Linked DNA regions of Homo sapiens: all the other regions are linked to region 1. The links are chromatin loops, found by intact Hi-C in ENCODE. Cell type or tissue: PC-9. All regions are shown on one strand. Each heading gives the region's core, and the rest is flanking DNA. Links, peaks and the distances in the headings are about the cores only.

Region 1 (10,636 bases), core at 2,129-7,128:
CCATCAAGACTAGAATAGATGAGGAAAGTGTGGCCCGTTCCTCCAAAGGAACATTACCTAGCAATGAGAATGAACAGACCACAGCTGCCACGGTGGCATGAATGGATCTCATAGACAATGCTAAGCAAGAGAAGCCAGATACAAAAGACTATCACCCATATGATTCCACTTGAACAAAGTGAAAATCGACAAAATTAGACTATATTATTTAGAAATGCTTATGTAGATGGTAATGCTGTAAAGAAAATAAAAGAAGTGATCCTCATAAAGTCAGGACAGCAGCTGCCTTGGGGTAGGGGAGGAGACAGCAATAAGGATCAGGAAGGGACAAGGTGCTAGCACTGTTCTATTTTTTTTTTTTTTTTTTTTCTGAGACAGAGTCTCGCTCTATCACCCAGGCTGGAGTGCAATGGCACGATCTTGGCTCACTGCAAGCTCCACCTCCCAGGTTCACGCGATTCTCCTGCCTCAGCCTCCCAAGTAGGTGGGACTACAGGCACCCGCCACCCAGCCCGATTAATTTTTGTATTTTTGGTAGACATGGGGTTTCACCATGTTGGTCAGGGTGGTCTTGAATTCCTGACCTCAAGTGATTCACCTGCCTCTGCCTCCCAAAGTGCTGGGATTATAGGCGTGAGCCACTGCGCCTGGCCGAGTGTCCTTAATTTTTGACTTGGTATCTACATGTGTGCTAGCTTTATGATTATTTGTGAAACTGTATATTTATTTTTTTGCACTATTTACTTTTTGCATTATTATTTTCCATATATGCCATATGTTGTATTTCACAATGAAAGATGTTTTTTCAAAGTCTTTTAGGCTCTCAGGCCCGGCACCCTCTCCAGAGGGCAAGGCGTCTGCAGGCGAGGGATCTGGGAGCAAAAAGCACAGGCTGGGGCTAGGGAATGACTCACAGCCATGGCCCCGGGGCCCCCCACCCCAGCCCTGCTGGGACTCACAGAGTGGTCAGCTGGCTCATGTTGGTGAAGGAGGAATTGCTTAAGGAACTGATCTTGTTGTTGCTCAGGTCCCTGGAAAAGGCAAAGGCATCATGATTTAGAAAGAACTCACTCAGCCCTGGCTCACATTCACGGGCTTCTTCCCCTCCCTCACTCTGCCCAGGGCCATTCCCCAGCCAGGTTGGCCAGGGGTGGAGAGGAGCCCTGGTGCACAGCCTCGGGTCTCAGCGCTTGCTTAGCTACAGTGCTGCGCTGCTCCCTCAACTCCCTCAGGTACCAGGGCTTGGTGCCTCCATTTCCTGACCCTCACCCCCATCCCTCTGCAAGCAGAGCCTGGCTCTGCCCCTTTTTACCATGGGAACACTCCCACCAGGGTGTTGGTGGCCTCCCGACCAGATCCAGCACTCTCTCCTTTCTCTCCTGCCAGCACCTTAGGTGGGCTCGTTCAGAAGCCCTCCCTACGAGGCAGTCCTATGAGGGAGAGGGCAGCCCCATTTGACAAAGACCCAGAGTCTCAGAGGGATCCATGACTCTTGAAGGGTCACCAGCTGGTCGGAGGCAGAGCCAGATTCAAAGCCGGTCCACTGGCCACAAGCCCAGGTTGCTGCCATGGCCTCTCCGAGTCACCTGTGGCATCTGACACAACTGATCTCTCTTCTCTTCTCAAAACTCCCGCCACCCGCTTTCCTCCGCTCCCGACTGTCTTTGGGGGCCTTTGGCTGTGCCTCCTCAGTCTCTGGTAGAAGCTTCCTTTGTACTCAGCCCAGAGGCATGGGGATTGCTAAAGCCCATCTGTGCCCTGTTTAGTCCAATCTGGGTGCCCTCGGGGACGCCCCTGTGCTGACAGTGCCCCCCTCCCCATGGCCCCAGCCTGTCCTCTCATGAACTCCTCCTCCTGATGCCCACAGATACTCAAACTCCGCCCGCATCTTGTTCTCCCTACCACGCCCCATCCCCCAGGCTCCAGCTCCATAATGCTGCCTGCCCACACATCTGCCCTCTCATCCCACCCATCTGATCCGCCCCTGGCTGGTGGCCCTGGTCACCTCTCGCACCGTGCCCTCCTCCTGAGCCAGCGTCCTCTCTCTCTGGCTCCTGCCTGGGATTCTGACCTCATCTCTCACCCACTGCTTTGCCCCTTTTGATCCATCTGCCATGAGGGTGGCACCAGAGCAATTTCTCTATGACACAAAGCTGACGAAACCCCACAGTGGCACCCATGTGCCTAGCATGTGGACTCCAGGCCCTCTAGCTGGCCACCTGTCGGCACTCCTGGGTCTAGCCCCTGCCCCTCCCTCCCTCTGCTCCCTGCTCCGAAGACTTCCCAGGCTTAGGATTCACTAAGCTTCTTGAAGTTCTCTGAGCAGACTACACTCTGTGGCCCCAGACAGCTTATTCCCTCTGCCCACCAATGAACTCCAGCTCGTGTTCCAAGATGCCCTCCCCGCAAGCCGCCTCCCTGAGTTGATCACATCCTCCTTGAGCCACAGCCCTAATCAGCATTGACCTCTGTTGGAACCCTTATCACCCACACGACTTTATGCGCTCCCTCCCCTCCCCTGCATCCTCCCTAAACCATGACAGTCTGGAGAGGGGGCCATGACTTCGGGGCCTTCACGTCTGCCCACTTCATGCGCTCTCAGCTCAGGAAACATTTAGAAAATGCAACGATGTGCCGTGCCTTCATCTTCTCCTCCTGAACGTTCCTCTAATCTAATTCTAAATCATTCCACTGTCTTTGGAGATACATTTAAGTGCTCTACTGAATGTTCAACACACTTTGTGGTCCTCCCCTGTGATGAGGAGGTGGTGGTACTTCAGCCCCCAAGAGGCAGTTTCACTGGCTCAAAGCACTCTGACACCAGCCACTGAATCACACTACTCCATCCCTTCTCCACCCCTCCCATTGGAACATTCAACACACATTGGCCAGGTCATTAAGCAAAGACAGATAAATTGGAGCTTCAAAATTCTGTAAGCCAGAGCCGCCCAAAGTAGCCAGTCCTTGAACTAAATTTCACCAACCCACAATAAGAAACTTGGGCCAAGATCCGGTCACCACACCTAGCTTAGTTTACGCGAACATTGTTTCCATAGCAAGACTTTCTCAACAAAGGAAGCAATACATTGATTTAGATTCTGGTGTAAGCGCCATATCTAATTACAAACCCATTACAAACAGTTCTGGGACTGATGTGGGCCCGTAGATTGCACTTGGAGTGGGACTGCTCCAAATCACACTAAGGTGGAATGTTCTCTGGACTTCTTTTTGGTAGAATCTGGCCAAGGAGCAGATAAAGACAATTGAAGTGAGGAGCTAGGTAGGCTAGAAAACTAAAAGGAGCTGAACTTATTATCCTGAGGCTTATTTTGTATATTTTCATGGAGTAGAAGGGGTCAAAGGTGGAAATAATAGAAAAGCAGAGGCGTAGCCTGAAGAAAAACTTAGTTACAGGTATGTATTTGTAGCTGCCATAGTTCATACTTGGTTTGAGAGCTGAGCTGGACCGAGAAGCTTTCCATCACCCTCCACTTTTCCTGGCTCCTTGGCTCCTAACCTTGCAAGAATAACCCCCTTTGTGTGTGTGTGTGTGTGTGTGTGTGTGTGTGTGTGTGTGTGTGTGTGTGTATGTGTGTGTGTGTGACGGAGTTTTGCTCTTGTTGCCCAGGCTGGAGTGCAATGGTGCGATCTTGGCTCACTGCAGCCTCCACCTCCCGGGTTCAAGCGATTCTCCTACCTCAGCCTCCCGAGTAGCTGGGATTACAGGCATGTGCCACCATGCCCGGCTAATTTTGTATTTTTAGGAAAGATGGGGTTTCTCCATGTTGATCAGGCTGGTCTCGAACTCCAACATGAGTTCGAGAGGTTATCCGTCCGCCTCAGCCTCCCAAAGTGCTGGGATTACAGGTGTGAGCCACCGTGCCCGCCCGACCAGGATAACCCTTTTAACAGTCACGACCAGCCTCACGGGGGAGCTTTGGGGAGACGGCGTGGGCAGGAGGAGGAGGCAGGTCCAACCCAACATGGCCTGGAACTATGTAATTGCCAATCGTGGCCACTAGGTGGCAAAACAGCTCTAGGCACAGCTGTTCCCAGAGGGGAGCAGGGAAAGGAAAAGAAGCAGGATCTGCCCAGAAGTGAGGTCCGTAGGAAATTCCAGGAAAGCCGGAGTCCTGATGGTTAGATGCCAAAGGCCCTCCTGTCCTCAAGCGGCCTGGATACTTACACGAGCTGCAGGTACTTGAAGGTAGACAGCTGTCCCGGAACCAGCGTGAACTGGTTCCCGTCCAAATAGCTGCAGAGAGAACACAGCGGCGTTAGTGCCCATCTCCACCTCTGGTGGTGCCCCATGCTGGGGACAGCCTTCCCTGCAGCCAGGGACTTCGCTCTCATTTCCTCTCCTCCACATAGGCCACACGATGGGCCCAGAATCACTTATGGGAGGAGAAAATATGTACGTTGTTGAAGCCATCTGGGGAGGTGCCACCCAGAGGACTTGGTAAAAAGCCAATAGTCACGTGGCCTCTCTCGGTTCCCTTCTCGCTTCCCTTCTCACCCTCCCAGCCTCCTCCTTGTCCATGGACACTCCCTGGGCCCCTGCCTTCCCCTCCCTGCTCTGCTCTTTCCTGGCCAAATAGATCTGATTTGCACGTTACCGGGCCCTGCCAGCTCCCAGGGCCCCCTGTCCACCTGCTGGCATGGGCTGTGAAGCTGATTCACAGCCAGACTGCCCAACCAGTTCCCCCTCATTCCATCAGCACCCCTCTGCCTTCCTGCCTTCCAGGCTCCGCACCCTGATGTCGCTTCTCCTCCTCCCTCTGCAGCCAGTGCCACCGCTGCTCTCTCACAGCTTGCTTTCCTTGCACTCTCATGCCACCCGCCGACTGTGCACCACCACCCATGCCCGGGCTCCTGCTGCAGCCTCTTCTGTCTGTTCTCTGCACCTTGGACCTCCCTTCTGGCCTCCACTCTACTCACTGCTATCCAAGTCACTGTCCTTAAAACCAAGCCCACCGAAATCCTCCTAAGCCCGAAGCTTCCCAAGGTTCCCATTTCTACAGGATAGAGCTTGGGATTCAAGATGCTCTGAACCTCCCCCTCTTCCCTTCATTGTTGACCATTCATGCCTCCAGCCTGAAGGTGCTAAGCAGTGGCCCAATGCCAGGAGCTGAGCCAAGCTGAGCTCCAGCACAGGATCTCCACCCCCCAACTAACTACAGCCTGCAGGACAGCTCTCCCCCACTTCCCAAAGCCCCAGAGAGGAGCAAAAGGAGGGCTGTGCTCATCCTTACCCCTCGCTCTGCATCATACAAACTGACTTCCCACCCATCTCGTTTGATCCTCGAGGCAGTCCTCGTCCACATACCCAAGTAGTCCCATTTCACAGATGACAAAACTGAGGTTTAGAGAAGTTAAAAGATTTTCGCAGGCTCTGAACTTCACCATCTTCAGTCAAAGAAGGTAGGCTGCCCCACCCATCCCATTATTCTCAGGGCTGCTAGGAGGCTCCAAGGAGAAAGCAAGGACTCATGAGGTTTGTAGGACACTAACTCTGCAGTAGAAAACAGGGTGAAGACGGGGCAGGCCAGGCCCAGGAAAAGGCCCGCAGTGGTTGATGTGCTTGTGAAGAAAAGGCCAGCCTTGCTGGTAATGCAAGAAATAACAAATAGAAGCCTCATCGCTGGTCCTGGGGGTGGGGGGAGAAAAGCTCAGCTTTGGAGGCCTGGAGGGATCAACCCCAGAGCACAGGAAGAGGTCAGAGGTCAGGAGCTGGCCAGAGTCTTTCATTGGGAGGTGTCTGCTGAAGAAGTCCCAGCTCTCCATTCCTGTTTGTCAAATGCATCTATGTCCAATCCTCCACATGTGCTCAGATACCAAATACCAATCAGCCAGGATTTCAGCACCATACTCAGTGCTGACCCAGGGAAGCAAGAAGGCCACCTTCTCACATGGTCAATGGGAGTGCAAAGGAAACAGATTTTCTTGGAAGACCATCAGGCAAAAGGCAGCAAGAGTCCTAAAAACGCACCGCTCTCTGACTGGCGATTTCAGTGAGGGGGTGTTAGCACTGGTGCTGTTTATGACAGTAAAAAAAAATTGGAAACAAATATCCAACAAAAGGGGTTTTGTTATCTGGGTCATAGTAGATTCATGTGAAGAACACTACACTGCTGGTGCAAAAATCACATTTGTGTCTTCATGACACAGGAGCCTGAGACAATGACAGGCGGGAAAGCAAGGTTCTCCTCATTTTAAAGGCGGAGCTTAGTTTAAAGGGAGGAAGCACTCGCTGCCATGCGGTCATCAGGTGACCGCAGAGGGAGAATCAGAGAGAAGCTCAAAGCCTTTCTGGAGGCAGTGTTTTCTGCAAAGCCCGAACTCCAGCTCCTAGTCAGCTAATGCCTGCTCTTGGTCACCTCCTCCTCCCATGGCTAGGCCCCAGCCCCTCAGGAAATGCCCCCACTGTCCCCGTCCTGTGGACCCACGTGAAGGGGGCAAGGCCTTGAGCTACTCACAGTTCTGTGACATTCTTGGGAATGCCCTTGGGCAGGGCCCGCAGGTGCTTGTTGCTGCATCGGACCACGGTGTCCAGGCAGGCGCACTCCTGTGGGCACTGTGGGCGGGGCAGGCAGCCCCCCTCCTCCTGGCCTAGGGAAGAAGGCACGAAGCCCCTGTCAGGGAGGTGGACGGGCCGCTGTAGGGCCTCCTACAGTCAGGGCCATGCTCTGGGGCCTCTCAGAACAGAAGACCCCTCTGACAGTACCTTGGCCATCAGTAAGTCTGTGCACTACACCTCCCCGCCAGCCACCACCGCCACCAGGAATGAAGCCCCCTGGAGCAGTTTTGAGGTTAAAATAGGTCTTGAGTTGGTCTCTTTCTCCTCAAACTCAAAGTGGACCTGGTCAAAGTAGAACAGGAGGATGGCCGCGCACCATCCCATCCCCGGAGTGCCTGCTACTCCGGGCACTGGATCGACATTGTCTCCTTAACAGTACAGTTAGGGGTGCAGCATCGCCCCTAGAATGCAGGCATGAGGAGGATGGAGACCTGGGCCTCTTTTCTCCTCTTTTTTTCACTGATAGAGCCCAGTGCCTAGTGCAGTGCCTGGCACGCAGCAGCCCTCAAAACAGATGAGTTGAATGAATGAATGAACAAGTGGATGAATTTCCATTTTATTGAGGTCTGGAGACGTTAGGCACCTTGCTTGAATCATAAAGTGGGTCCAAGGCAATGCAGAGTCTGAGCCCAGGTCTGGCTGCCGCAAAATCCGAGCCCTCGATACCACACCATCCCTTCATTGATTCATTCATCTATTCAAAAAATCTGTGCCTTCCTTTCTGCTGATTGGGTGTCAGAGAGATGATAATATCACCACGGTCGGAGTTCTTGAGGACACTGGGATGCTGGTAGCACATGCTCCCGGGTGACAGTGACCATCAGTTATGCAGGTCGCCTGTGTGCAGGCCCCACAGGATAAGGGTGAACTCACTGAATCCTCAGAACAGCTCTCTAGTGAATGTGTTACTATTAGCCCATTGGAGCAATGAGGAAACTAAAGGCAGAGTGGTTCAGAAACTTGCCCCAGCCTGGAGCAAGCAGCCTGCCTCCAGAACCTGCTCGATTGGCCACCAGGCTCTCAGCAGCAACATCTTAGAAATATTCACATCCTTTCACCTCTAGGAAGCTGTTCTAGGGGAGAGTGGAATATATACGTAGGGAGCATCTACGAGGGTGCTCCTGGCAGCACGATGCATTGGAGCGGGACTTGGGAGGTTGTCTGAATGTCCAGCAGCTGGGGGCTGCTTACATCAATTGTGGAGCCTTCCAGATAGCGGTCCATCCTGTTGAAAGGTTTTCACAGGTGGCCCTGCAAGATCCTCTGTGTGCCACACTTGTGCACATGAGCACACAGCAAAGATCTGGAAAGCCACATAGCAAATGTCGACAGGAGTTATCCAGAGTTGGGGCATGGGGGCCGGGGGGTAGTGGGCAAATCGTTAATTTTTTTTTTTTTTTTGAGACAGATTCTCATTCTGTTGCCCAGGCTGGAGTGCAACGGTGTGATCTCGGCTCACTGCAACCTCCACCTCCCAAATTCTAAAGATTCTTCTGCCTCAGCCTCCCAAGTAGCTGGGACTACAGGCATGCGCCACCATGCCTGGCTAATTTTTGTATTTTTAGTAAAGAGAGGGTTTCAGCATGTTGGCCAGGCTGGTCTTGAACTCCTGACCTCAGGGATCTGCCCGCCTCGGCCTCCCAAAGTGCTGGGATTACAGGCATGAGCCTCCGCGCCTGGCCTGTCAGTAACTTTTTTAAATCCTCCTTCTGGTTGTCCTTGGTTGTTGTTGTTTTAAGGAATGAGGATGCATTTCTTTTGTAAAAAGAAGGATAAAAGGAAACCGTATCTTGGAAAAAATAATGTTTCCAAAGGATAGTTAATGGCATGAGAAAATGCCCAAAATATATAGTTAGGTTTTAAACAAATCAGACATTTTTAAAAAGACTTGCAAGCTATTATTATATAAATTAATAAAATATATATGTAAATAGTATAGACTCTTTTTTAAATTTTAGAAGTCAGAAGCAAAAGTATTCTTAGAGAATTCATTAATTTTGTTTAGAAAATACCCTGATGGTGTTTCTTGGGGTGAAAGTCAAAGCTCTCCACTGCCACGTGGCCTGGCCAGGCCAGCTGAGGGTGGAGCTGCCACTGGGAGTAGGCTGCAGGGGGTAGAAGGCAAGAAAGGGAGAGACCAGGGAGAAGGGAGGCACCTTAGCACCCAGAAGCGGAGAAGGGGGCTGGAAGCTGAGGTCAGCCAGGGAGAAATTCCCTGCGGCAGGGTGCTGAGAGACACTAAGGATGGGATGGCTGCACAGAGAAAAATCTGCTTCCTACAGTGACCTTCCGTGCTTGGTGCTGTGGCGAAAAAATGAGGGATGGGGCTACCCTGAGAAGTCCCAGGAAACAAGGCATTGGAGCAAAGAGTGACCAGGGTTTCCTACATATGGGGGAGGGGACTCAAAAGGGTTCCATTGCATATTAAGATAAGGTGACCCCATGAGTCTAGAGTGCTTAGGGACAGCCAAAAGGCAGGTCTGAGTTCACCAAACTTACAGAAAGAAACTACACTAAAATGGGAACTGTTTTCTCTGAGCGATGGAATAATAGGTAAAGTTTATTTCCTTCTTTTATCCATACTTTCCCATTTTTTAAGGATAGGAACTTTATTGCTCTTATAACCACACAAAGACACCACCAGGCAGGCGCGTCTCCTCCTGAAAACAGGGCCTCCCCTCCCCACCTAACCTCTCCTCTCAGGGGCATGCCAGGGGGTGCTGCCTGTCCACTCCCATCTTCCTCACCTGCCCCACCCCACTGGTTGGACCCAGGGCGCCCTCTCCCTTGCCACCGGGGGGCCACGAGTTACCTTCCTCACACCTGAAGTCAGGGAAGGCCACGTCCTGCAGGGGAATCTGCCGCAAAAAGTCAGGGTTCTGGCATCGCGGGTTCCCCGTCACGATCTTGCGCTTCCGTAGCCAGCCTCCTAGCCAGGCCAGCTGGCAGTTGCAGTTGAAAGGGTTGGCCAGGAGATTCCTGGAAGAGGCAGGCCAGGCGGCCATGGAGACACTCTGCCCCTCTCAGAGGTCCCAGCAAACCCCTCCTGTACCACGGACACAGGGCCACATGGCCACATGGCACTGTCTCCCAGACCACCACCCATCACCAAGAGGACCGGCTCTGAGGACCGGAGGGAGACTTCGAAATGTGGAACCCACGTTTCAGCAAACCACGAAGACCCAGCACCCCCAGGGTGAGCTCTTTCAAAGTGGCTGGCCGAGACGGTTGGGACGGTTGCTCCAGAGCCCCCGCCCGCCTGTCCTGGAGGCCGGACTCACAGTGTGGAGAGGGACTGGAGGGTGTCGAAGGCTCCTGGGGATACGGTGGTGATCTGGTTGTCGTAGAGCGAGAGGAGCCGGACGTTGCGCAGGCCCGTGAAGCTGTCGTTGTGGATGCAGCTGATGCGGTTGTTCCGCAGCATTCTGGGGAGGAACGGGGGAGGGAGGAGGGGACCCTTGCTGCCCTGCCAGCCATCCACCTGGGCCACGCAGCTTCCGCCATCGTGGCTCGTTCACAGTTCTCCTCCATAGGCTGCGAGCCGCAGAGCCAGGAACACGCACCAGCCAGGCCCCGGCCAGGTGAGGCGAGTTTTACACACCTGTGCCCACTCCAGACCCGCCCCCGCCTCTGAGAAGCCTCGAGGCTCTGTCTCTCTCTCCCTGCCACTGCCCTGTCCCCCATGCTGGCCTTGCCTCCGTGCCCTGGGTGCCCAGAGTTCCTGCCCGTCTTTAGGCCATGCTCCACATCAGTGCCCAGGAGACTTCCTGAAACCTAATCCATCATGTCACTCTCCAGCTTAAAGTCCACTAACAGCCTCCAAACTGCCCACCGAGTCATGCTCGAACTCCTTACTGTGACCTGAGACCATGTCTACCCAGACCCGGACCATCTCAGCCCTGGCACCTGCCTGCCTCCCTAGAGATGGACCAGCCCTCAGCCTGCTACACCGCTGTGACAGTTTTCTAGAATACTCTTTTGCCTCATCTACATCTGGAAAAGCTGCTGTTCATCTTCAAAAACCCAGCCCAAGCCTGATGCAGTGGCTCATGCCTGTAA
Region 2 (10,636 bases), core at 2,114-7,113, 170 kb after region 1:
AGCACATGCCACTCCTCCATTTGAGCACCTTCAATGGCTCCCTGGATCTGCACCATCCGGCCAGTCCCCTAATGTTGCCACAAGGCCCTTGTGATGTGGCCCTTGCCTAACATTTCCAACTGTATGTTCTCAGCCAGCCAACTATATGCACAGAGTTTGCCTGGAACATGATACATGTTTGTCAAACACGTGTCCCCTTCTGCATTAATTTACTATGTGCCAGGCTCTGTGTGTGGCTCTGGGATGCAGTGGTAAGCCACACGGACATAGTCTCTGCCCTCAGAGAGTTCACAGTCTAGTACAGGAGGCAGACTGCAATGAAACAAAAGCAATCACAAGAGCTTATCAGGGCAGGGTGTGGTGGCTCATTCCTATAATCCCAGCACTTTGGGATGCTGAGGCAATCGGATCGCTTGAGCCCAGAATTCAAGACCAGCCTGGGAAACATAATGAAACACCCTCTCTACTAAAAATACAAAAATTAGCCGGGCGTGGTGTCATGTGCCTGTAGTCCCAGCTACTTGGGAGGATGAGGTGGGAGGATCACTTGAGCCTGGGAGGCCAAGCTGCAGTAAGCTGTGTTCATGCCACTGCACTCCAGCCTCAACAGAGTGAGACCCTGTCTCAAAAAAATAATTAATTAAAAAAAGAGTTTATAGTTACAAATTATAGTGAGAGCTATGAAGGACCCATCCATGAAGGATGGAGAGTATTAGAGAAGTGTGACTTTGCCTGGGAGTCAGCAGCTCCCCTGAGATGACACCAACCTGACATCAGATGAATGAGTAGTCACCATCCAGGTGAGGGGTTTGGGGGTGGAGGGAGAGTGTCCCTGATGCTGAGGCCAGAGAGCACCCACAGGCTCTGGGATCTGGAAGCCTGGGGGCAGGTGGGCCCTAGGGATCCCAGGGCTGTGAGTGGAGATGCAGATGGGGCATGATCCCCCTGAACCGAGGAGGGATGGGAATGAAAACAGGGAAGCCTGGTGAGTGATGCTGGGGGTTTGGACTGATGTCATCACAGTAGAAATGCCAAGTCAAAGGGGACTTTTTAATTGAACTTTTTTATTATGGAATTTTAAAAAATAAATAAATGTAGACAGAACAGTACCATGAACTCCTGAACCCCTCATCCAGCAGCATCCACAACAGCTGACCCACAGCCAAGCTTTTCTCAGCTATACCCCACCCACGCTCCTTACCCCAAATGTATGATGCCGAAACAAATCCCAGATTTGTTTGCTGTGTAGTTCACCCATGGATATTTCAGTATGTATCTCTACAACAAAAGGACTGTTTTTAACATAACCGCATTATCACACCTAAAAAATAAATGATAACACAAGGGGAAATGTCTGAGGCTTGATATTTATTGCCAAACTACCCAGAAAAGCCCCCCGCCGACCCCAAGCAGGTGTGAGGGTCCCCATCTCACTACACACTTGCCAACACTGGGAGTTACAAGAGATGGATTTCTACAAGAGGCTCACCCCAAAACCGAGGAGCTAACCCTTAAATTCCAGGTTCACTTAATTAAAATGAGGCAGCCACAGAAACACTTTCTGTGGAAATCTCTCTCACACATCCAATGGCCACTTGTGAGCGGCCAGCGATTGGGGGTTGTAGAGACAGGAGGTGGTGAGCCCAGCAACCCCTGCCAGCTCCCCAGGGTGGGCCCAGTACCGGTTCATGGAGTACCCTGCCGGCTCCCCAGGGTGGGCCAAGTGTGGGTTCACAGAGCACCCTGCTGGCTCCCCAGGGCGGGCCAAGTGCGGGTTCATGGAGCAGGGCCCCTGCCCATCCTTCATCTCCCACATCTGCCCTCAGCCAATGGGGCAGACTGAGAAAGGGTTTCCTTAGGACCCAAGGGTTTCCAGAAACAACCCACCAGAGCCAGAGAGGGAAGGACCAGCAGGTGCTCCCTCCTATGGCAAGCACATGCCCCTTCAGAGCTCAAAGGGTTTCTGTTTGAGCTGAAACCTAGGGACTCACTGCCTTGCCTCTCCTCAGACCTGTGCCCCCCCTACAGTGACTCATGGGCGTCCCATTCAGTCAGGAACCTAGAATATTAAAAGATCTACAAGCCAGATAGGTGAGTTTTCAGGTTCAGAAAGCAGTTTCATCTTTCTAGTAAGATGGAGGCAGCCACAGTTCCAGAACTCTCTGCGCAGTTCCCTAACCTTTCTGAGCCGTGGTCTTTACCTAATCAGGTTTGACTTCCTGCTACAGTCTCCTACTCTCAGTCCAGAATAGAGGCGGCAACCAGGCATGGTGGTACGTGCCTGTGGTCCCAGCTACTCAGAAGGCTGAGGTGGGAGGATCGCCTGAGCCCTGGGAGTTCAAGGTTGTAGTGAGCTGTCATCGCACCACTGCACTCCAGCCCAGGTGAGAACCTATCTCTAAAAAAATTAAAAATAGAGACAGCTGTCCTTCCTGCAAGCCAGCCAGCCAGACACTGAGTCTTTGCTGTGTTCCAGGCACCCTGCTAAGCCAGGGAGATGCAAGGGTGAATAGGAACTGATCCCTTCCCTGCAGGAGCTCACCATCTCTAAGAAAAGCAGTCACATAAACACTGTGCAACGTGACCAGGGCTCCAGAAGAGATGCGTTCATGCTGCTGTGGGAATTCAGCTAGTGGAGCCAAGAGCTCTGCCTGGAGAGAGAAGGCTTCTAGGGGGCGGGATCTTAAAAGCTGGGGCTTGAATGACACTGGGGAAAGTCAAGGTGGGGGAAATCATCTCCTGGACAGGACATGAACTAACACTCTTTGGATTCAAGCAGCAGAACATCTTTTCATACACTTACTGGACATTTGTACGTCTTATTTGAAGTAATGTCTATTCATATCCTTGCCCATTTTTAAATTGGGTTATTTGTTTTTTTTTATTGTTGAGTTGTAAGAATTCTTGGCCAAGCTCAGTGGCTCATGCCTGTAATCCCAACACTTTGGGAGGCTAAGTCAGGAGGATGGCTTGAGCCCATGAGCCCAGGAACGTGAGACCAGCCTGGATAAGACAGCGAGATCCCATCTCTACAAAAAATTAGCTAGGTATGGTGGTACACATCTGTAGTGCCAGCTAATGGGGAGGCTGAGGTGGGAGGATTGCTTGAGCCCAGGAGGTTGAGGCTGCAGTGAGCTGTGATCACATCACTGCACAACAGCCTGGGAAACAGAGCAAGACCCTGTCTCAAAAAAAAAAAAATTCTTTATATATCCTAGACACTACTCCCTTGTCAGATATATAAGTTGCAAATATTTTCTTCCATTTTGTGAGTCTCAATATCCTTTCATACCTTTTGAATCTGGTGCCATATACATATACTAGCTATTCAGATATCATAGGTAATTCAACATTTTCTGGAGCCACAATAAGAAAGTAAAAAGACAGCTGGGCGCGGTGGCTCATGCCTGTAATCCCAGCACTTTGGGAGGCCAAGGCGGGTGGATTGCTTGAGGTCAAAAGTTTGAGACCAGCCTGGCCAACATGGTGAATCCCCATCTCTACTAAAAATACAAAATCAGCCTGGTGTGGTGGCGGGTGCCTGTAATCCCAGTCACTCAGGAGGCTGAGGCAGGAGAATCTCTTGAACCCGGGAGGTGGAGGTTGTTGCAGTGAGCCAAGATCGTGCCACTGCACTCCGGCCTGGGCGACAGAGCAAGACAGAAGCTATATTATGTAGAATTCCATGACAGTGAATGAGGTATTCCATGGACACAGATGGTTGCACTGGCAGAAGTATTTTGGGAAGAGATGGCAAATCCATATCTAGAATAAGAGTCTGTTCCAGTGAGGACAAAATTGATGTCCCCTCTATGGTGGAAGGGGTCCAATGTAGTTAGTCTGCCACCAGATGGCTGGCTGAGGTCCCCCCACCTCCAGGAATGATGAGCTTCTGAAATGTCTGGAGGGCATTTTCTTTCCTTCCTTTCAACATTCACTCAACAATTTGCTGGGGGCCTCCTCTGGTCCCAGCCCTATGCTCAGACTATAAATGACATAGCAGGGGTTGGGCCCTTGGTCACTGTCTCAGGCTTAGGGTTTAGAGACATGAGAAACAGAAATGGCTGCCATGGCCACCACTGCTAAAACAGAATGACCCAGTGAAAAGAGCACTGGGCAGGGAGTCTGGGGTACCTGACTTCTAGTCCAGGTTTGCCGCTAGCACCCATGTGACAGAAGTGGGGACACTGTGCTTCTCTAGGCTCAGATTCCTCATCCTTGAAACAGAATGGAAGCTCCAGGATGGCGAGGACCAATGGTGGACCAAGGCTAGGGGGTGATGAGGGGGTACGTTGTGGAATCAGTTCCCCTTGGGTGCAGAACACAAGTCATTTGTCAGCCGGGTGCAGTGGCTCACATGTGTAATCCCAGCACTTCGGGAGGCCAAGGCGGGCAGATCACCTGAAGTCAGGAGTTCGAGACCAGCCTGGCCAACATGGTGAAACTCCGTCTCTACTAAAAATACAAAAATTAGCCGGGCGTGGTGGTGTGTGCCTGTAGTCCCAGCTACTCGGGAGGCTGAGGCAGGAGAATCATTTGAACCCAGGAGACGGAGGTTGCAGCGAGCCAAGATCGTGCCACTGCACTCCAGCCTGGGCAACAGAGCCAAGCTCCGTCTCAAAAAAAAAAAAAAAAAAGAGTCATTTGTCTCTGAAGAAGTTTTTAAATAATTAACTAATAGTTGGTCTCCTTTTTGTTATCACAATACACCTGCTGTTCTAAACAATGCCAGTAAGAAAATACTCATCCAAAAAAAAAAAAATCCTTGTTTTGCCTGAGTTCTAAATAATTACTACAGTTACTATTAGGTTTTCATAATGTACGTGTAAGCTTTAAATTAGCAATTTTAAAATTATTTATCTTTTAATAAACATTGTATTCTACATGGACGTTAACTTGGAGTACTCCGTTCTACAGTTGTACCCAGACACACACAGACCCAACTACCTGTGATTTTTCTAGGGTAAGTATGTAGTGGCTTGGAATCTTTCAAGCTCACTTCTGGCAGAATGATTAAAATTTAAACAAATAAATCAAAGACAGAGAAATTTAAGTCCCCACCAACCCCGTCTCTTAACACTTGATGCATTGAACCAGGGAAGCTCACCTGCGCCATCTAGTGGTAGAAATGGTGATTACAGGCACGTGTGGCTGGACATTCTCATCCCTGCGGGCAGCTCTTGTCCCACAGGAGTAGGGGGCACAGGGCTATGGAGCGCTTGAAATGCGACTCATCCGAATTGAGATGGGCTGAAGGTGTAACATGCATACTGAATCTCTAAGACTTAGTATGAAAAATAATGTAAAGTAGCTCTTTAACAATGGATTATACTGATTACATATTGGTTTTCTATTGATTACACATTCAAATGATAATATTGGGGGTGAGGGAAGCCTCGGGAAGGTTTAATCAGACAAGTCAGCCCCAAGGCTATTGCATCCTAGGTCCACCTAGATCACAACGAGCAAGTTCCTTCACTTCTCAAGGCCTTAGTTCCCTCATCCTTAAAAATGGATGGGTGATACCGACATCACGAGACTATGATGATTAAATGCGATAAGGCATACAAATGCCTAAGACATTTACGCTCAGGAGAAATTGGTTTCCTTTCTGTCAGAGCTAATCAAAATGGCAGAAAAACTAGAGTAGGCAGCCTCCTGGGGGCACTCTCAGAGGGTCTGGATTTATTTCCCTTTTTCCCCTTTGGCACTATGCTGCAGGTGTGTGGCCCAGGCAATCAGCCCTCCTAATTGTGGAGGACCAGCTCCAGCTGCCGCCCTCCTGGGCCCCTGCCCGCCTCGGCGCCCACTGTGTGCACAGCACCAGGCGCCAGCTCGTGAGCTTGCTCTCATCCTGTGGGCCAAGGCCCAATCCCACCTTTCTGCCTGGGGGTCTTCCCAGCCACACCAGCCCCTCCACTTCCCGCAGTGGGCGGCCTCCCTGTATCCACACCCACCACAGGGCACAAACCGCACACCCACTGCCACCTCTGCATCAGTGGTTCTGTGTCATGCTGGACCAACAGTATCAGCATCAGCTGGGAACCAATGAGAAATGCAAGTTCCTGGGCCTCAGACCTGCATCAGAGACTCCAGGGGTAAGGCCCGGCCATGCTTCAGAAAGACTTCTAGGTGACTTGGCTGCCTGGTCAGTTTGAGAACCAGTGCCCTATCAGCCCTCACAGCCGCCGGGCGCGGTGGCTCACGCCTGTAATCCCAGCACTTTGGGAGGCTGAGGTGGGTGAATCACGAGGTCAGGAGATCGAGACCATCCTGGCCAACATGGTGAAACCCCGTCTCTATTAAAAATACAAAAAAATTAGCCGGGCGTGGCGGCGGATGCCTGTAGTCCCAGCTACTCGGGAGGCTGAGGCAGGAGAATGGCGTGAACCCGGGGGGCAGAGTTTGCAGTGAGTCGAGATCGCGCCACTGCACTCCAGCCTGGGCAACAGAGCAAGACTCCGTCTCAAAAAGAAAAACACAAAACAAAACAAAAACACAGCTTCCTTTGCTCTCCCCTCTGCTCCCCTCCCACCCCCTCCGTCAGTGGAGCCCCTATTCGGTTGTGGAGGAACTCCTGTGCCTAAAACTACCCTGTCATCTTCCCCTTCACCATTTCGCCCATGGTAATCTTCACCAAACTTTAGCAAACTTTCAGTAATTTTATCACATATGCAGGCCACTTTTCTATTTCTTCCTCAACATTTTAAATTTGATACAAATTCAAATACACACTTTAGGTGGGCACAGTGGCTCATGCCTGTAATCCCAGCATTTTGGGAGAGCAAGGCAAGAGGATTACTTGAAGCCAGGAATATGAGACCAGCCTGGGCAACATACCAAGACCCCATTTCTAAAAAAAAATTTTAAAATTAGCTGTGCACTGTGGTGTGTGCCTGTAATCGCGGCTACTCAGAAGGCTGAGGCAGGAGGATTGCTTGAGCCCAGGAGTTAGGGGCTGCAGTGAGCTATGATGGCACCACTGCACTCTAGCCTGGATGGATGACAGAGACTTTGTCTCTAAAAAACAAAACAAAACAACCCCAAATATACACTTTAGCCTGGTCCTAAAGAATCTAGAAATTCAGACTTAACATATAAGTTATATTTTTCTATCACATATTAAACACTATTAAAGACTGTTCATCACCAGGCATGGTGGCTCACACCTGTAATCCCAGCACTTTGGGAGGCCGAGGCGAGTGGATCACCTGAAGTCAAGAGCTTGAGACCAGCCTGGCCAACATGATGAAACCCCGTCTCTACTAAAAATATAAAAATTAGCAGCTGGGCGCGGTGCCTCACACCTGTAATCCCAGCACTTTGGGAGGCTGAGGTGGGCGGATCACCTGAGGTCAGGAGTTTGAGAACAGCCTGACCAACATGGAGAAACCTGTCTCTACTAAAAATACAAAATTAGCCTGGCGTAGTGGCACATGCCTGTAATCCCAGCTACTCGGGAGCTGAGGCAGGAGAATCGCTTGAACCCAGGAGGCAGAAGTTGCGGTGAGCCAAGATCGTGCCATTGCACTCCAGCCTGGGCAACAAGTTGTGCCTATAATCTCAGCTACTTGGGAGGCTGAGGCATGAGAATCACTTGAACCCAGGAGGCAGAGGTTGCAGTGAGCCAAGATCGTGCCACTGCACTCCAGCCTGGGGGATAGAGCAAGACTCTGTCTTTAAAAAAAAAAAAAAAAAAAAACAAAACACCTGTTTATCCAAAGTACTGTCTAGAAGTCATTTTGGGGAAACGATGCCTGCAGTGTAGCCTGACTCTCTCACAACACACTCTATCCTACCCTTTCCTGTCTACCCCTCAGGGCTTCCATTTCCCTCCTCCTCTCATCTGCAGCCCCGACTCTTGACAGCCCTACCTTCCTGGACCATCCAGCACCTCCCTTCCATCAACCCCCCACCCAAGACTCTGACATCCCTGACGACTCCCTGTGAAACATCACCAGCTAAATAAATACACACGGAATGAATGAACTCTGGGCCCTCAAAACATCCACCTCTGCCCCACAGCGCCCCAAGCCCCCGTCCTTATGTAACTCGTCTCTAAGTAACAGCTCCAGGAAGTGTCCCTGGACCTCCCGTACACATCTTTCCGGGCCTCCGCCCACCCACCCTTCCACCTTACTTTCCCACCCTCACCAAAGGCCTCGTATGTGCCAGGCATTGCACTAGGTAGTGTGGAAACAGAATATAAAGAACAGCTCTGGCCTTCAAGGAACTCAGATTCCCATAAGCCAGAACCAGTCTTCTTATTCCTGCTATTGCTCCCAGAAACATGTCACAAGCATCCTCCTTTGTCCACATCAGAACACCTGGAAACACAGGGTCAGCCAGAGTGGGAGGCATGGTCAGCACACCAACTGTGAGTTAGCAGGGGTTTAATAACAAAAGCCATCTCCAGTGACAGAAATGAAATCACTGGCAGCCTGGGGCAGGGGCATGGGGAACTGACTGCAAAGTGGCATGAGAGAACTTTCTGGACTGACGGAAATGTACATCTTAATTGGGGTGGTGGTTACAGAGACGTATATGTTTGTCAAAACTTATCGAACTGGCCGGGCGCAATGGTTCATACCTGTAATCCCAGCACTTTGGGAGGCCACGGCGGGCAGATCACTAGAGGTCAGGAGTTCGAGACCAGCCTTGCCAATATGGTGAAATCCCCATCTCTACTAAAAATGCAAAAATTAGCTGGGCATGGTGGCGCTTGCCTGTAATCCCACCTACTTGGGAGGCTGAGGTACGAGAATCACTTGAAACCAGGAGGCGAGGAGGCTGCAGTGAGCCGAGATTGCGCCACTACACTCCAGCTTGGGCGGCAGAGTGAGACTCAGTCTCAAAAAAAAAAATGTATCAAACTATATGCTTAATAGAGTTAATTTAAAAAGAGATAGACTCAAGTCCCCCACACTGCCCCTCACTAATGCATCAACTGGGCCTAAGTCGCCATCTTTCTGAAACTGTTTCTCTAACACATGGTTTGTGGGCTAGTTCAATGATTTTCAAGCCACTTATTTAAACAAAATCTTACTCTAAACCAGGTAAAAGGGAGCTCCCTGGCTGAAGAGGATGCGGAGAATCAGGTGCTGTCCTTCTGACCCCCTTCCCCTCCTCACAGTAACCCTGGCGGCACTGCATAAACCTATCTGAAACCATTGGGATCCATTGTCTCTAAGGTCCCAAATAGCAATGACCGTCTTTGATTCTATGTCTCTGCTAAAGATTTGCTTCAGACTAAATATATCCCCTTTTCCTCCACACCAGATGGTTCTATATTCCTCCCCATGTGGAAAGAGTAGGTTTTCATGCTCCCATGGAAGAGGGAAGCAGAGACAAGAAAGAAGGCCATGTCTCTCCTCTCCATTCTCCTCTTCCTAGGTCATGTCACAAAGCACATACGGCGGGTGTTTAAGAAGGGGCTACAATATAAGACCTCTCATTAATGGCCAATTTTGGTTACATCAAAGTACTTATTAAAGCCTGGATCACTGGGTCATTAGATGTCCATTAAATCCCCATGGCTCTTCATCAGAGAGGCAGAAGGCCCTGGCCCAAGGCCTCTAACCTGAGCAGAAAGACTTAGTGGGTCTGTATGCCCAGGGCAGTAGCTCACGGGGGTGGGGTGACATTTTTAGTGTTTGTCCTGTCCTCTGACCAGCTCTCCCTGCTTCTCCTCCCCAGAGTGGACTAAGGACTAACTAAAGGAAAAAAGATGTGGCCAAGGTTCTGGTGGAGTAGGTTGTTGGGGAGAAAGGACAGCATAGGATTAGAGGCCCAGAGGTTCTGGGACAATCACTATATAACATGGGCCACATGTGTAATTTTATATTTTCTAGTTAGCCACATTAAAAAGGTTAAAAGAAACAGGTAGAATTCATTTTAATGATACATTTTATTAACCCAACATATTCAAAATCTCATTTCAACATGTCATCAGTGTAAAAAATTATCGAGATATTTTTATATTCCTTTTTTCTTCCTACATCTTTGAATTCTGTTATTTCGCACAGCACATCTCAGTTCAGATGGGCCACGTTTCCAGTGCTTAATATGCACCTGTGGCCAGAGACGAACGCATTAGGCAGGGCATGCAGAAGAGCAGAGAAATGAGGACAGACCCTCCCTAAGCAGTTCCTGCAGGGCGTGGGGAGTGTTGGCGGAGGTAAGTGAGTGGATGCCCTCCTGCGTCCGAATGCCATTTATCCTCTTCCCGGAAGGCGCGCTTCTTGCTGTCCTCTGGGAGCCACCACTGAGAGGCTCTGGGAGTGTCCTGTGCAGATCAGCAAGCAGTCAGGAGCCGAGCAGCCCAGCGCCATGCAGAGGATGCCAGCTGGGCTCCTGGGCCAAATGCAGGCTGCAGAGGGGTCGGGTTTGGCTTCCATGGCGTTCTTAAATATCTTGAAGCACTTGTGGTTCTCATTACCTTACATGACCTTCCTGGCTCCTATAGATATTGGGTTTTGTAACCCCTGCCTAACACCATAGTCCTGGGAGTCCAGCAGCCCTGGATGTTAGGTTGGCCACTTTGTCAGCTACGTTTCTTTGTAACTGACAACATAAGTTATCAAACTATTCATATGTGTCTTCTATACAATTGGAGATAACAGTACCTGATATGGTT
Region 3 (10,636 bases), core at 3,639-8,638, 80 kb after region 1:
CAATCCAACACATATTTATAAATATTTATAACCAAATGTTTTGCTTTGATAATGCCTATTCTCTGAAGCGCCTGGCGTCAGACAAACAGGGCTTTTGCTGCTGGAGCCTGCTGCAGCTCACCTGGGAGCGTTCACTCGTTTCCATGAACACACACTTCTGTCTGCGCTCACATCCGTACCCAGATGGCCCACCACCCTGTTACTCATCGTCTTCAATTTAACACACCGTGAAAATAAGACTCGGGTGTCCAGGGACCACAGGATGCTGTTTGTGAGGGAATTTGTGCCTCTCTGCTGCCTAAAATCTGCCAGAGGCTCCCCATCACTTTCAGGATTAAAGCCAAGCCCCTCAGCAGAATGGCATGTCCTGGCTGAACGTGCCGAGCTTGCCCCTTCCCACTCACACCCGCACCCTGACCTGACAGCTCGGCTCCATTTGCGGGTTCTCAAACTTATCACGTTCCCTTCGCTGTCCAAGGCTACACAGGCTGTTCCCCCTGTCCTTCCCTTCGTCACCTCTCTCTTGGCCTAGCTAAGGTCTCCTGGACCCTCAGAGCCCAGCAGTGATGCCCCCTCCTCTAGGGAGCCTCTGCCAAGCTTCACTGCCAAGCTCCACCACTCCCTGACAGAGCGCCCTGTGATACTCACCCCTCGGCATCCACCACTCCCTGACAGAGCGCCCTGTGGTACTCACCCCTCAGCACCAGCTCTCTCTGTTTTCTTCTCCATCCTCCCATGGTTCTGAGCTCCCCTTTCCGCATCCACAGCCTGTAGGCTGGGAGACATGAATTCAGAGCATGCTATAAATAAATGTGTGTGTCTCCTGGGCCTCAGGTCCCAGGACCACATAAAGCAATGGGCCAGGACAGATAATCCACACTCATGGGCAGGACCTGTGCTGAGCCTTCACAGCACTATCCAATTTGATCTTCACAACCACACTATGAGGTACTACCATCCCCATTTCACAGATGAGGCAATTGAGATTTAGAAAAGTCCAGTATCAGGAACAAAACCACATAATCTGTAACCCAAAACTCTTTGGTTCCAAAGCCCATGATTTGTTATTAATTTGTTTTTTGTTTTGTTTTGTTTTTTTGAGGCAGGGTCTCACTCTGTCACCCAGGCTGGAGTGCAGTGGCACAATCTCTTCAACCTCTGCCCCTTGGCTCAAGCAATCTTCCCACCTCAGCCTCCCAAGCAGCTGGGTCCACAGGAACATGTCACTGTACCCAGCTAAAGTTTGTATTTTTTGTAGAGACAGGGTTTCACCATGTTGCTCAGGCTGGTTTCAAACTCCCGGGCTCAAGCAATCCTCCCACCTCGGCCTTTCAAAGCGCTGGGATTACAGGCATGAGCCACCACGTCCAGTTATTAAATGTTTTAAATAAGCAATTGGATGCCACTAGAATCTTGAAATCAGAGGAATTTAGACCTGAAAGGTATCTTGGAAAGCAATATCAAATTTAGTGGTCATTTTTGTGTCCCTGATCATTTTTTCTAATCATCTACAAAGATGCATTAATTGATTATAATTATATATAATTTGATATACAGCCTCTTGCAACGTCAAAGGATTTTCCATCTGAATCAGCTCTTCTGAACATTTTTCTTTCTTTTTTTGGGTTTTGTTTCTGTTTTTGTTTTTGATATGGAGTTTCAATCTTGTTGCCCAGGCTGGAGTGCAGTGGCACTGCAACCTCTGCCTCCCAGGTTCAAGCGACTGTCCTGCCTCAGCCTCCCAAGAAGCTGGGATTACAGGCGTGTACCACCACACCCGGCTAATTTTGTATTTTTAATAGAGAGGGGGTTTCACTATGCTGGTCAGGCTTGTCTTAAACTCCTGACCTCAGGTGATCCACCCACCTCAGCCTCCCAAAGTGCTGGGATGACAGGCATGAGCCACCATGCTCAGCCCCAAACATTTTTCTTTTAGGTTTTTTTTTTTTTTGACGGAGTTTTGCTCCTGTTGCCCAGGCTGGAGTGCAATGGTGCGATCTTAGCTCACTGCAACCTCCGCCTCCTGGGTTCAAGAGTTTCTCCTGCCTCAGCCTCCTGAGTAGCTGGGATTATAGGCATGCACCACCATGCCCAGCTAATTTTGTATGTTTAGTAGAGACAGGGTTTCTCCATGTTGGTCAGTCAGGCTGATCTCGAACTCCTGACCTCAGGTGATACGCTCGCCTCGGCCTCCCAAAGTGCTGGGATTACAGGCGTGAGCCCGGCCTCTTTTAAGATTTTTAAGGTGAATTTTATGGATCTTCCAAAGGGTGGCCTGACCTGGTATAAAGACATGCCCACGGTCACATGGAGAGTCTTACTACACTCCCAGGTGGGGCAGGGGTGGGAGTGAGGCATTGAGGGGAAGACATCCACCCCGCTACCAGGTGCCTGAAGCCACTCCAGCTCTCCCAGCCCCTCAGGATACTCAGGGACTGTCCTAGCAAGGCAGGAAGTGAGGACAAGGGACCTAGCAAAGGAGCACCCACCTGCCCAGCTTCTGACCACGTCACAGTGTAACTGTCTATGGTGGTAATGTTACAAGCCAGGGGAGCAAAGGACAATTCACCGCAACACTTAGGTTCAACATGGAGCAGCCACGGAGGCCCTGAGTCCTCTCAGAAGCACCGACTCCCACTCTGGGGCCTGCCTAAGGGAGGCCAGCCGGTGGAAAGGGAGCCCAAGTGAACATAGAAACAGCAGAGGGAATTATTGCACATTCTGAAGTCTTCCTAGTAAGATCAAAAGTACAGGCTGGGTGCAGCAGATCACACCTATAATCCCAGCACTTTGGGAGGCCAAGGCAGGAGGATCATTTGAGGCCAGGAGTTCAAGACTAGCCTAGGAAACAAGACCAGCCTGGGCAACAAAAATTTTTTAATTAATTGGGTGTGGTGATGCACACTTGTAGTCCCAGAGTCCCAGCTACTCTGGAGCCTGAGGTGGGAGGATCAGTTGAGCCCAAGAGGTTGAGGCTGCAGTGAGCCATGACTGCACCACTGCACTCCAGCCTGGTGACAAAGTGAGACCCTGTCTCAGACAGAAAAATAAAAAGTCCAAAGTAGGTGATGGAGTCATCTACCTGGATACTTAGGGTCATCCCTTAGCTCAAGGAAGAGTCCTAAGGAAGCTCGTCTCCCTAGCCTTCTCAAATCAAAAAATAAAAATAAAAATCCAAGCGCTCACTAGCTGTGTGATGTTGGGCAAATTCTTGGCTACTCTGAATTTCAGTTTTCTCCTCTATGACAATGGGGATAATAATAATTCCAGCCTCATAAAGTTGTTGAGAGGATTCCATAAGATAATGATGGAAAACCCTTAGCACATGATAAATGGCACCTCATGCTGTTGTGACGATTCCTGCCATTACCCATGACAGTCTCTGCTGTCTGTCTTGTTCACCATCAGTGCCTGGTGTCAGAGTAGATGCTCAGCAAATAGCAGTGACCTGGCAGAGCACAAAAGGGTCTTTCCCATTGCGACATCAGAGGCCATGTGAGCTTCAAGGAAACATTTGGATCATGTAGTTTGAAGGCTGGCCCAGTGCAGGGGCCCCTTCCTGGCTTCCCCGTAAGGTTGGTTTAGAGATTGCCCACCTGGGCTCTGCTTGACCTCGCCCAGGGCCAGAGAGCTCACTAATGCTTGAGGCTCAACATCCACTCCCAGCCTGCTATTCCTTGGAATTGCCCTGAGACCTTCCTGCTGGTACTTATCCTGCTTCTTCTGGAGAACAGAGAGTAAGCCCACTCATCCCCATGGCCCACATCCATGCTTTCAAATCCTCTCAGCAGCTCTGGAGACCTGAAACCTCTCCAGTTTCTTCACTGACCCCTCACAGGTCCGGGGGCCAATTCTGGGTGCCTGTAAGTTTGCAAATGTTCTCTGGAGATGAGAAGCCTGGAGCCAGGCACCACAGTCTGAGAAAGGTGTTCCCAGCAGCCCTCAGCTCCCTGATGGCTCTCACTGACCAGGTCTTCCAGGCCTGGAAGAGCCCTGGGCATCCTGACCCCTGAGTCCCTCCTATCTTTCTGTCACTGGGTCATTGCTGAGGGGAGGCTCAACAGCAACTGCAGCACTGGGCACCTGGGCATCCTGGGTCCTTCTCTAGAAATCCAGTCGCCACCTATGAGCCACCCGGCCTTCTCACTGTACTGTGAAAATGGTGTTTCTCTGCCCTTCCTTCTGAGGAGCCAAGGCTCAGAAAGGAAGCCTGTGTCAGATTCCAAGTCTTTTGAAAACAAAGAAAACATAGACTCCTCCCAGGAGGACTGGGGTACCAGGGATAAAGGGAACCTTCCCATAAGATCAAAGTGCTCTGTCCTTGATGGGCAGAGTATGAGAAGCAGGGGGCCGAGTTGACAGAGCACAGGCTCTGGAGTGAAACCTTCATCCAAGCCTTGGTTGTGCCAGTTCACCTGCTGTGTGACCTTGGGCAAGTTGCCTGACCTCTCTGAGCTTAATGTAAAAGTAGAATCAACAAAATACATTTCACGGGCTGTTGAAAGATGAGAATGAAATAATATATGGAGAGTCCTGGTGGCAGCCTGGGTCAGACAGGTACTGAATAAGTCTTCATTATGATGAGGAAGGAGGAAGAGGAGGAGGAGGCAGCAGTAGGAGAGGAGAAAGAGAAGGAAGAGAGAGAGAAATAATAATTCAAATAATTCATCCCCACCCCACTTCACCTCCTCCCTCCAGCTAGAGAAGACCATCTCCTGAGCTAGCCGAAGCCCACTGCAAGGATTCCAGGTTCTTCCTCCTTAGGGCCTGTCCGGAGCCCTGGGGTCAACACTGCTTTCCCAGCTTCCCCAGAGGAGGGAAGAGTGGAGGCTGCTGATGAGGAGCACCCCCTACCCACAGGTCTAGCCCGGCATCCTGGGCCTCCTCCCTGAGCTGCTGACCAGGAGCCCATCCTGTCTCCTCTATGCCTGGTGAGCAGTGGGGTTTCTGTCCCTGGTCCAGCTCATTTCAGGAGGCAGTGGGGCTGGGGGCTGGGCATCCTGCCCAATTAACACTCTCAAGAATGCCAGCGAAGCAGCTGCCATGCAGTCGGGCTCCCCAGGGAGAGGGGCCCAGGTGTTCCTGCCTCCTCTCTGGTGCAGGCTGGGGGTGGGAGAGCCTGTCACCAGGCCTGGTCCTCACCCCAGAGCATCTGGGCTTCCTCTGTAGGAGTGGGGAGCATCTGGCAGCCCACATCCCCTCCATCCCCAGCCCACCATGGAAACGAGAGGACGGATGGGCTCTGGAGCTCCAAAGACCTGGGATTCACTCCTGCCCACCCCCTCCTTCCACCCGTCAGCTTGTTACCTGTCTGTGAAATGACAACACACTCTGCTGCCCACTGTTGTGAGGTAACAGGAAAGCATATGGCTTGGAACTTGGTCCACAGTCAGTACCCAACACTGTTTTCTCTCCCTCCCTCCCCATCCCTAACTACAGTGGGTGGCAGAGACATGCCAATACCTTGCTTCATAGAGAGAGGAGAAAATGAAATCAGAAAAAAAAGCAATTTTTTCTCTGTGTTTCTACGAGCAGAGACTTAGAAAAACACTTGACATGAAGAGAAGTTCCAGGGACATGAGTTCTGACATCAAGGAGCCCAACCCTGAAAGATCTGAGAATAAAGCATGTGAAGTGGGTGTCCAAAGAGCAAAGCAGGTAAATTAAAAAAAATTACAGGGAGATGAAGGACTAAGAACAACGTCTATTAAATAATTATAAGGAAAGATAGCTTCCTGTCTCTAATAACTTATTTGCTTGGAAAATTTGCTCCAAACATACTCTCCATGTCGATATTTGCTTGATGTTTGCTTGCATTTAGCTAGCATAATAAAGGTGTTTGTCTTCATGTTAACAACTAAAAAAAGGAATATGACTATTCAAGGTTATAAATCCACAAGGGTGTGGATTTCCAGGAACAACCCTTGAGGCTCTATAGCATACTACTGCCACCTGGTGACAGTGTACCAGGGGTAAATTGGAAGGGTAGAATTTGAGAGTATATAAATAATCTCTTCGGTTGCTGAGTCTGAAAAAGTCCATGAGGCTTGGGCCATGCAAGTGACGCACATGCAAGTCACTCAGTTACCAGCAACTATTTTGAAAAATCAGTGAACTAAGATCCACTTCTGGCTCTCCCTGAGGACAACTCATTTCCGAGTTACAACCTGAGTTCCTTCTCTGTGAATGGAGGGGCCTAAAAGACCTCTGAAGTCACTGCCGGCTCTTATATTTGAATGTTCTGTAAATGTGTCTCAGAATGAAAGCTCAATGAATACATTTCAGAAACCCCAGGGGGATCTGTCAAAATGCAGAGTTCTGGTTCCAGCCTCAGATTCTCAATAAGAAGGTCAGGGGTAAGGCTCTGAAATCTACATTTTTTAATAAACAGCTTCCTCATTCTCTAGTGTTTGAGCATGGCTATTCCAAATCTTTGCATTTACTATTTAAGATTCTACTTTATTAAATTGAGACGTTCTGAGGTGTCTGGCCCCATCACAGTACGCTCACATTTCCTGAGGGCCTGAATATCACATAATACTCAGTGCAGCTTTACAAGGACTATATGGTATAAGAAGGTTTTAGGCCCATTTTGCTGATGGGGAAATTGAGACTCAAAAAGGTGACACGAGCAGCCCGAGGTCACAGGCTGCGTAAGCTGGAGCTGGGTTTGAACCCTCAGTTTTGGGATGCCCATGAACTTCCCAAAGAACTCAGGGCCTTCAGGACTTTGTCCTCCACTTCTTGGCGCAGCAGGACTTGGGGCACTGACCTAGCCATGGAGTTAGAGCCCACTCCCCACTTTTAAGGGCTTTCTGCAGGCTTCGGGCACACTCCAGACTCCAGCCCATGCATCTCTTGGCCTCCCTTGGCATCTTCTGTGCCACCCATCAAAGCGCTCCTCTATCTCCAAAATGGCCGTCGCAGGTTCTGACCTTCAATAGAAAAGGCGAAGGTATGACCAAACCTGTTCTCACCTCTTCTGCCCAGGAGAACACACATTATTAAGGGGGAAGGAAACATGGCTCATCTTTCCTGTAACTGCTGCTTCCACTTAAAAGACATACCGAATGATTCAAACCCAACTCTGTCACACACTAGCCACGTAACCTTGGGCAAGTTACTTAACCTCTCTGAACTATACATAATTTCCTCACCAGAAAAAATGGGGATAAAAGAATCCTCTCTTATAGGATTGCTGTGGGGATTAAATGAGACAGTACATATAAAATGTTAGCCATGACGACTGGGATATAGTAAGTGCCCAATAAATTATAGCTAAAAAACAAAAGGCATACACACACATGCACAACATATGGCTTGGAGAGAAACGGAAATACATCCCTGCTCTGACATGTCTGTTTCACTCAGGCATGCACAACGTGACCCCGAAGCTGGAAGTTTCCACGCAGCCCAGCAGCGATGGGCCATTCAGGCAGGCACTGCCTGGGGTCTCTTGTGTTCCCCTGGAGGGGCAGTGTTCTAGCTTGGGAAACGGGTGTCTGGCTAAAGTCAAAATTAGGAAGAATTCTCCGTCCTCACCACCCCTCTTACCTTCCTGTAAACCCATGGGAAACTCCTCAGGGAACCCCACCCTCACAGGAAGGTCAGGGGTCAACTCATCGCCATCCTATTGGCTGGCACAGAAATGGTGGGCAGATCCCCCTTCCCCGATCCTCCCAGGTGGGAAGTGGGTTTATTTCTCTTTTAATGGAAAGGGGCGGGGGAAGCTAGTGGGTCTGGCCAGCCTGGCTGCTGCCTCCGTGTTCTTCAATTACAGGGACAAAATGATTTGATGCAGGAACCAAGCAGACATCTGGGTTCCAGTTAGCATCTGACATGGGGCCTTGCTAATTAATCTGGAAACATGAATTCACAATGGCTCAAATCCGAGCGCAGTCAGGGAGAAAGCCAGCTGATGGGCCGTGAACAGAAGGTGGGTTGCGACGGGGCGGTGCGAGGAGGTCATCGGGAGGGTCTGGGAGGACTCAGGAGACGGCGCCTTGGGTTCACCCATCCTCCCTGGCTTTGCATCTGACCCCCAGAGACAGGCAGGAGGTGGCTCAGCAGCGGTGGGGAGGGTCCCGGTGGACGCCCACTCTGTGTTGGCAGCCAGCGAGGAAGACAAAGGGACTCAAACATTTCACCCCATCAGCTAGATCAGTCCCTTCGTTCTCACCTGGAGCAAATATGCCCAATGTTGGCAGATTGGCCCATCTTCCTGGGGCTTCCAATTCTTCCTCACTTAGTCTTGAAAGTTTAGGAGGAAATACATATTTTTTTTCCAAAGGGGTATATATATATATATATATATATATATATATATGTATATGTATATAGATTCAAAAGTACTTATCCATTTAACAAACATTTATCTGTCAGTTACCTTCTAGTTGAGCCTTTATTGGGCACCATCCATAGAGCTAAGAGTTTTACAACATTATGACATTTAATCCTTATGAATACCCAAAGAAGTTTTAGCTCCATTTTACAGTTTAGCAAAACAGGACTCAGAGAGGTTAAACTAGTTGCCTAGGACTGCACAGCTAGTAAGGTGCAGGGTCAGATTCAGCCCAGGGTTGGGCAAGAAGACAGTGTGCCAGGCCCGCTCCCCACAGCCACTTCCCTGTGACTGCTGAGCTCATCCCCAGCTGCCCAAATGAGACCCAAATGGCTTTGGGGCTCTGTGAGAAAGGAGGGGCCGCAAGTGAGCAGACCCCACCCTCCTTTCCAATGTCTGCTTTACATCTCCGGTGCCCTGTGAGATTTACTTGAATACACAGGACTGTTGTCTGAAAAGTGTGTGTCCTCCTGATTCAAATCCACTGCTCCCATTTCACAGTTAAAGAAACAAAACTCCGGGCAGGCTCAAGGACTTGTGTCGGGGTACTGGAGCCGAAACGCAGTTTCCTGACTCGCAATGCTGCTTCACACCGTGTGCACGGGCGGCTCTGAGCGGCGGCGCAGTCCTTCCTGGCTCCACATTTTCACAGGCTTTGCATCCTGCTGAGGGTGCAGGCTAAGTCACCCACCCTCTCTGTGCCTCCTCCTAGGATGTTGATGATGCTAAGCGGCCGACACCTCCGGAAGAGTTCAGCACAGTGCTTGGCACACAGCAAGTGCTCAGTAAATATTAGCTATTCTCATCACTTTGCCTCATTGCTCCATGGTAGTAAGACAAAGGCCCCTATCACCCACTGGACTCTGACTCTCTCTCCCTACCCTACGGGAGAAGCTGCCTGAAATGAGAGCCGATCCAAATAAAATGCTTACAATGGTTCCTGCCACATAGAAGGGTTCATTCAAGCTTGGCTAATATTGTCATGACTATTACTATATTACCTGGACCGCCTTCTCTCTCCCGGTTCTGTCCCACCAAAACTATTAGATGTCAAGACGGTCTCCCTGGCCTGGAAGTGCCAGCATCTCACACCTCTCTCCAGGCTGACAGTTGGCACTACTTTGCATTCTCTCCTTCTGTAGACCTATTCATTGCTCCCCAGTTTCCTTTGGCTTCTGAAAATTAATTATCAGTGATTTGTTAAGTTCATTAGCTCTGCCTCTCAACAGCATGGAAGGCCTGCCATCTGGACCCACATTTTCACTTTTATGCACATTGTTCCATAATTACACAATAAGTGGTGTCACCCTGAGAAGCCACGCTGAAGGCAGTCGGCTTACCCCCTCCCTTCTGCAGACTTGGGAAATCTCTCACCAGGACGAGCTGATCTGTCTACTCTGCTCTTAGAGCTGCCATCCCTTCAAACATGTGCAGAGCCCCACCAGCTTTCCCTTCTTAAACACAAATGCACCCCGACTATGCACCAGGGCCTGTGGAAGTGCCGTTCATACAGTCTCTTATTTAAGCCTTCAGTAATTCTGCGAGGTCACCATTATTAACCTATTTACAGATTAGGAAACTGAGGCTCAGAGAGATGAAGTAACTCACCCAAAATAATGCATCATGTCAAGTAGCGGAGCCAAGATCCGAACCCAAGTCCTAATCACACACCAGAAAACCCTCGGGCTAAGTGCAGCGTGATTCTGCAAGCCCACCCCTTGCCTTCTTGCTACATCCAATTTCCCTCCTGCCTTCCTCTGCAGGACCTCTCAGACGTGTAGTTCTTACCTTGGCTCCATTTCATCTGCCCATTCCTGCCTCATCAGCTATAGTCCCGCTCAACCCCATTGCTTTACCGATGCCACATTCTTGACAGGATGGACACATATGGCTTAACGGCAAGAACAAATTCTACTTATTGAGCACGCGCTACCTGATCATTGCTATAATATATTCCTGGATTATCTCATTTAATCCATAAAATCTTATCAGGCAAGTAACACAGGAATTAACAAACACATTTTACAGATGGGAGAACAAGGTGTAGAAAGATTGAGCCACTGCCCGCAGTCATCCAGTTAGTAAGTTACAGAACCTCGACTTGAAGCCAGACATTCTGACTCCAGTGTCTACTTCTCCAGCTCCCTCGTGAGGACAGAGCCAACTACATTTCTGAGAGGGAGGCTGCTACAGAGATAAGGATTCCAGCAACATGGAAGATGGGGTCTCCCATGTCTTGAGATGAGTACCAACAGGTTCCCACAACTCCATTGTAGGCAACTGAAACCCTGTTTT

What was found. A loop is a pair of places that touch in the nucleus more often than their neighbours do. Peaks named below come from ENCODE experiments on the same cell type or tissue, not always from the same donor. Only the 100,000 strongest peaks of a DNase experiment are listed, where the experiment ranks them.
Region 2: it touches region 1 in a loop (17-fold over the local background); 21 of 110 quality-filtered maps call a loop at or near these places.
Region 3: a loop joins it to region 1, with 13 times the contacts of the local background. A loop is called at or near these places in 6 of 110 quality-filtered maps.

The regions. Positions count from the first base shown.
Region 1 is chr10:97,033,512-97,044,147 of GRCh38, forward strand. SLIT1 (slit guidance ligand 1) reads right to left here. Exons shown (of 37, transcript NM_003061.3): 19 at 9,859-10,002; 20 at 9,390-9,556; 21 at 6,477-6,609; 22 at 4,187-4,255; 23 at 960-1,031. Among named protein-coding and RNA genes, the nearest start is that of SLIT1-AS1, 64 kb to the right of the region's middle. RefSeq lists enhancers at 757-1,513, 4,571-5,071. In PC-9, for the core only: CTCF peaks have their summits at 4,033 (motif pointing right) and 4,242; DNase peaks (open chromatin) are centred at 4,050 and 4,700; H3K4me3 peaks cover 1,009 bases; H3K27ac peaks cover 303 bases.
Region 2 is chr10:97,205,562-97,216,197 of GRCh38, forward strand. All of the region lies in intron 11 of ARHGAP19-SLIT1 (ARHGAP19-SLIT1 readthrough (NMD candidate)), which reads right to left. Among named protein-coding and RNA genes, the nearest start is that of SLIT1, 25 kb to the left of the region's middle. In PC-9, for the core only: CTCF peaks have their summits at 5,102 (motif pointing left) and 5,304; no DNase peak of the experiment used is centred there.
Region 3 is chr10:97,111,621-97,122,256 of GRCh38, forward strand. The region is part of intron 4 of SLIT1 (slit guidance ligand 1); the gene reads right to left. Among named protein-coding and RNA genes, the nearest start is that of SLIT1-AS1, 14 kb to the left of the region's middle. In PC-9, for the core only: CTCF peaks have their summits at 5,958 (motif pointing left) and 6,173; no DNase peak of the experiment used is centred there; H3K27me3 peaks cover 1,301 bases.